2 separate regions of the Homo sapiens genome follow, and region 2 is linked to region 1. A link is an interaction called in ENCODE POLR2A ChIA-PET data of the cell type or tissue named here. Cell type or tissue: A673. All regions are shown on one strand. Each heading gives the region's core, and the rest is flanking DNA. Links, peaks and the distances in the headings are about the cores only.

What was found. ChIA-PET counts read pairs that join two places held together with the same protein. Peaks named below come from ENCODE experiments on the same cell type or tissue, not always from the same donor. Only the 100,000 strongest peaks of a DNase experiment are listed, where the experiment ranks them.
Region 2: POLR2A ChIA-PET joins it to region 1 with 13 read pairs; 3 of 35 experiments call an interaction of 5 or more read pairs at or near these places.

The regions. Positions count from the first base shown.
Region 1 is chr2:63,990,685-63,993,605 of GRCh38, reverse strand. The region is part of intron 1 of VPS54 (VPS54 subunit of GARP complex); the gene reads left to right. Among named protein-coding and RNA genes, the nearest start is that of VPS54, 27 kb to the left of the region's middle. In A673, for the core only: no CTCF peak of the experiment used is centred there; DNase peaks (open chromatin) are centred at 1,215 and 1,395; H3K4me3 peaks cover 755 bases; H3K27ac peaks cover 882 bases.
Region 2 is chr2:65,231,297-65,234,217 of GRCh38, reverse strand. All of the region lies in intron 1 of ACTR2 (actin related protein 2), which reads right to left. Among named protein-coding and RNA genes, the nearest start is that of ACTR2, 4.9 kb to the right of the region's middle. In A673, for the core only: no CTCF peak of the experiment used is centred there; a DNase peak (open chromatin) is centred at 1,357; H3K27ac peaks cover 1,654 bases.

The DNA of each region.
Region 1 (2,921 bases), core at 313-2,812:
CAAATCCGGAAATTTTAAGTATTCTACACCGAGTCTGTCCAATTAAGATGGCCAGTTGGTCCAGATAAACAGACAAAGTTTTTGACACAGAATGAGGAAGAAAACACCACTCCGCTAAATCATTATGTTGAACTATTAGCCCAGTAGGGGAGTGCAATGAGGCGAAAACCAGAAGCTGAAAAGGCTGAAACGGCTGTACTCTAGATAACTGGATGGTCTGAATTCTTTACGAATTCCAGTTCTAGTGAAGCCTCAGGGGTCAAAGTCCTGGGACTGCGGAGATTGGAATCTCCCCGCAGCATAGAAAACAAGTTAGTGCATAGGTCGGAATGCCTAAAGTAGGTGTTAAATAATTAATGTTACCCAAAAGTTTTTGGAAGTCATTTAAAGTTTTCAAATAATCTCTCCTAATTTGAACTTTTTGAGGTTGAATATGTTTATCGACCATGATTCCTAAATATTGAACAGGAGTGGTCTGTTGAATTTTGTCCTGAGCGATGTGTAATCCAGCCTCTAACACAGCAGCTCAAAATTTGATAACAGTCAATTCTTTATCAGTGGGGGCAGCAATTAAAATATCAATATAATGAAGAATATAGGCCTGGGGAAACTGGGCTCGAACTGGTGAAAGCACTTGCCCAACATAAAGCTGGCAGATTGTAGGGCTATTTAGCATTCCCTGAGGAAGTACTTTCCATTGATAATGAGCTGCAGGCTCTTGATTATTGATAGATGGTACAATAAAAGCAAATTTTTCACAATCTGATTTATGTAAAGCAATATAAAAAAATCAATAACTATGAGAGGCCAATTTTTAGGTATTAAAGCAGGGGCAGGCATGCCGAGTTGGAAGGCTCCTATAGGTTTAATTACAGCATTAATGGCCCTTAAATTGGTTACCATCCACCACTTGCCTGATTTCTTTTTTACTAGAAACACAGGAGAATTCCAGCGGGAAAGAAGGTTCCAAATTTCTAAGTTGTAACTGTTCAGAAACTAATTGAGTTAAAGCCTCCAGTTTTTCTTTAGAGAGCAGCCACTGCTGAATCCAAATGGGTGTGTCAGATTTCCATTGTAAAGGAATAGGATCAGGAGGCGTGGCAGTGGCCGCCATTAAAAAGGATAACCTAAACCAGCCCTGTCTTCTTTTATAGTAATTGGGAGGGGTTTAGTAATCCCTTCATGTTTTGGACGGAGACGGAGTCCAGGAACATACCGCATGTTTTCCATCATATGCTGACTGGGAGTACTATAAGAGTTAGGTGGAATGTTAATTTAAGCCCCAGTATCTACTAAACCCTCAAACTTTTTTCCTTGAATGTGTATGGAGGTAGGCTGTTGTTCAGAAATTACATTAATCCAATAAGCGGCCTTTTCGCTGCTGGAGCCCCTTCCAGGGCCACGTGTCTTATCTCCTTTGTTTAAAACAATATTAAGTAGTAAAAGCAATTGAGCAATTGAGTCACCGGCCGGAATGGAAACAGGAAGCTTGGCAGACACGATTAGTTTAATCTCGTCAACTGAATCAGAATTAATGAGACCAGTATGAATGGTGATTCCTTTAGCAGAGGTGGATGCCCTACCTAACACCAGGCTCACCAAACCTTGAGGTAAAGGGCCAGTGACCCCTGTGGGGACAATTAAAGGCAAAGAGTTAGGTAGTAAATTTAGAGGAATAGTGCTACAGAGATCGACCGCCCCAACCCCTAACGTGGAGGTGGACAAGCATTGTACTGAGAAGAAGAGGCTGGGACCCATCTGGGTTGACTGTAGGTAAATTTGTTTGTGGTGGGGGCTGCGTTGGGACTGCCTGAAGTGGAAATGCAATGTTGGTCTGAGTCTGAAGCATCCCATTTGATATTGGGGCCTGGGACTGGTCCCACTTCCCATTTCCCTGGTTCTGTGGTAGGGGGTTTCCATCTGTATCATACTTAGAGTGGCAAGTACTTGCCCAATGTTTACCTTGCGACGACGTGAGCAAACAGTAGCAGCAGCATTTGGCCATGTTTGTTGAGCCGGCTTGGCCGCTTTTAAGTTTTTAACAGTGCAATTTTTCTGAGTATGACCAAGTTGACTGCAATTATAGCAGGCTCCAAGAAAAGAATTAGTGGGGCCAGTTTGATTGGTCCTTCATGGCCCGTGCCCACAGAATAGCTTTGTGGGTGTCTGATCCAATGCCTTCACAAGCTTTAATATATGCAGGGAACACCTCGTGATCAGGTAAATTTTGTCATTGGATGGAATGCATGGCCATTTTACACTCATGGTTCACATTTTCAAAAGCTAACATATGAAAAAGAATACCTTGAGCATGCTCATCAGACAGATTTTTCAATGGCATCTTGTAATTTAGCTAAAAAATCAGGGTATAATTCATCATGACCTTGTTTAACCATAGTAAAAGAAACAGGAGCTTGGCCTGGGGCGCATAATTTATCCCAAGCTCTCATACACACCTTTGTTACTTGTTCTGTGGTAAGAGCATCAAAGTTTAATTGGGCATAAGTATCAGAGAAACTATCGGAGCCTGTGAGCTGAGCCTGAGTAATTAGAATACTATTAGTCCGATTTAGCTGAGCCTGCAGATGGGCCTCTTGTGACCACCAGATACGAAATTGTAAATGCTTTAATGGGGTTAGAAAAGCTTTTGCCAAAAGGTCCCAGTCTAAAGGAAGCAAAATGACCTCAGTACAAAAAGTTTGTAATACCATTTAACATAAGGAGAAGTAGGACCATACTGAGTACAAGCATCCTTAAATTCTTTTAAAAAGCTAAGATTAAGAGGTACATAACGACACATTTGTACCCTTTGGAAGATAGGAGGTTCTAGTGTGACTGGGTAAGCCCACGTGTCTAATCCACTTGTTTCTTTGTTTTGGCATAATAAGTGTTGCATTGAAGTTTCAAGAGTAGGTATCTGA
Region 2 (2,921 bases), core at 192-2,691, 1.2 Mb before region 1:
ATAATTGGCTGGGAATGGTGGCTCACACCTGTAATCTTGGCACTGTAGGAAGCCAAAGTGGGTGGATTGCTTGGGCCCAGGAGTTCGAGACCAGCCTGAAGCTACAGAGCAAAACCCCATTTCTACAAAAAATACAAAAATTAGCCAGGCGTGGTGACACACACCTGTAGCCCCAGAAACTCGGGAGGCTGAGGTGGGAGGATCACCTGAGCCCAGGGAGGTTGAGGCTACGTTGAGCCTTGAGCCATGATTGTACCACTGCACTCCCACCTAGGCAACAGAGTGAGACCCTGTCAGGAAAAAAAAAGGCTGAGTGTGGGGGCTCACACCTGTAATCCCAGCACTTTAGGAGGCCAAGGCAGGAGGATCATTTGAGGTCAGGAGTTCGAAACCAGCCTGGCCAATATGGTGAAACCCCATCTCTACTAAAAGTACAAAATTGGCTGGGCGTGGTGGTGCATGCCTGTAATCCCAGCTACTTGAGAGGCTGGGGCAGAAGAATCACTTGAACCTGGGAGGCGGAGGTTGCAGTGAGCCGAGATAACATGAATACACTCCAGCCTGGGAGACAGAGTGAGACTCTGTCTCAAAAACAATAATAAAATAAAATAATTAAAAAAAAAATTATACTGGCTACTCTGGGCACACTGCCTATGGGGTAGTCCTGCTCTGCAAGAAGCAGTAAAGAAAAAATAAAAATTATAATTTTTAAATTATATTATTTTTTGTGGAGACAGGGGTCTCGCTGTTGCTCAGGATGGTCTTGAACTCCCAGCCTCAAGCAATCCTCCCACCTTTACCTCCCAAAGTGCTGGGATTATAGGCATCAACCACTGTGCCTGGCCCCAATTTTTCAATAATATAAAACTGACAATCTGATTACTTCTGCAAATAATAATAATAATCAGTATTAAAAAAAATCTAGACTGGGCGCAGTGCTCACGCCTATAATCCCAGCACTTTGGGAGGCTGAGGCAGGCAGATCACCTGACGTCAGGAGTTGGAGACCAGCCTGACGAACATGGAGAAACCACATCTCTACTAAAAATACAAAAATTAGCCTGGCGTGGTGGTGCACACCTGTGATCCCAGCTACTGGGGAGGCTGAGGCAGGAGAATTGCTTGAACCCGGGAGATGGAGGCTGCAGTAAGCCAAAATCATGCCACTGCACTCTGGCCTGGGCAACGGAGCAAGACTCTGTCTAAAAAAAAAAAAAAAACTAAACCATGATGTGATAAAATACAAAGAAAACATTCCTTTCTAAACTATCATTTGGTATCATTGGTATCATCTTAATCCTTGAAATTCCTCCCCCATGTCAATCATTTTAAGACTTGGTGACTTCGTTCTTTCATTGTGTGCAGTAAGGCTGTGTTTAAGAAATAGATTTTACCATATATAGTTTCCTCTTCACAGCAGTGTGGTTTAAACTAGTTCCCTTACTTCCCACTGAGTCATCAAATGGTAAGAATATGAACAGTATAATGTTCTTTCAAGCAAAAATGAAAAATTCTATCTACATCTGCTCTAAAAGTACATTTTTTTTTTCTCTTCAAAAAAATAATAACCTGGGATTTATAAAGCCCCATTTGGGCTTATTTAATATTTATTTTCCCCTTACTAATTTTATCTCATGGTACTGATGTTCTTTAGTAAGTTAACTGCACAGTGACTGTTCTGATCTTAGGCCACCAAAATATTTATTCTACTTATACCAAAGCATTTTGCAAGATGAAACCAAATTTGGTTTTGGTTTGTTTCTGTTTCAAACACTCCTAAATTCAACATATAAAGTAGCATAAGCCCGATAAAGCAGGCCACAATCAACTACAAATGTCAATTACATAAATGCAAATGCAATTATTCTAGCACTATAAGCTTCTCTGTACGACTGGACCTTATTAAGCACTGTGCCAGCAACATAGCACGCACTGGAGAAACCTTCATTTTGTTGGTGATCTAACTCAATGCTGATGAAATCACCCTAGTCTGGTAACAAGACACGTAACACCAGGGGCCTGGGCCTAGCTCGTGAAGAGGACCTAAACCTAGAGTTTCACAGACCTCCAGATTTTCACCTATCTGGGCCACTTTAAGTGGCTTGATTTCAGAAGGAGGTTTGAATGGTTAAAATCCACATAAATTATTGGATCAAATGAGTTTTCCTCCTCTGGGCAACCCTACTGAGACACTGGTCAAGCTGGGAGATAGAAAATCAAGCGGGACCAACATTGGTCATGTGATCGTAAGTACAAACTTGTTTCCAGGCAAACTTGTCCAACCCATGGCCCACGGGCTGCATGAGGCCCAACACAAATTCACAAACTTTCTTAAAACATTATGAAATTTTTTTGGTGATTTTTTTAGTTCATCAGCTATTGTTAGTGTATTTCATGTGTGGCCCAAGACAATTCCTCTTCCAATGTGGCCCAGGGAAGCCAAAAGACTGGACACTCCTGTCCTAGAATATTTAATTTGGGTCTGCCAGAGAGGTTAAAAGAATCGTAACTTTTTAAAAAGCCTGTAATTTTATTTTTATTTTTACTAGATATGGGGTCTTGTTATACTAACCCAGGCTAGTCTCAAACTCTTGGCCTCAAGAAATCCTCTCACCTCGGCCTCCCAAAATGCTGGAAATACAGGCATGAGGAACCACACCCAGCCAGCCTACAATTTTAAAACCTAAGGCATGTAAGGAGCAAATGAAAACACCTTAGGATAACAACTATTTCCATAAATTTGCAAAATTACATCTGAATATCTTCTTTAATATTTAATTATAAAGGAATCATTATAACTTCAGGTATCTAAATAAAATCAAGATGATTATTCATGTCTACAAATGGTAAGAAACAGAATACACAATCTAAGCGGTTCCTAGTCCTCTACATACTCAGAACTATTACAGCATTCCTGTTAT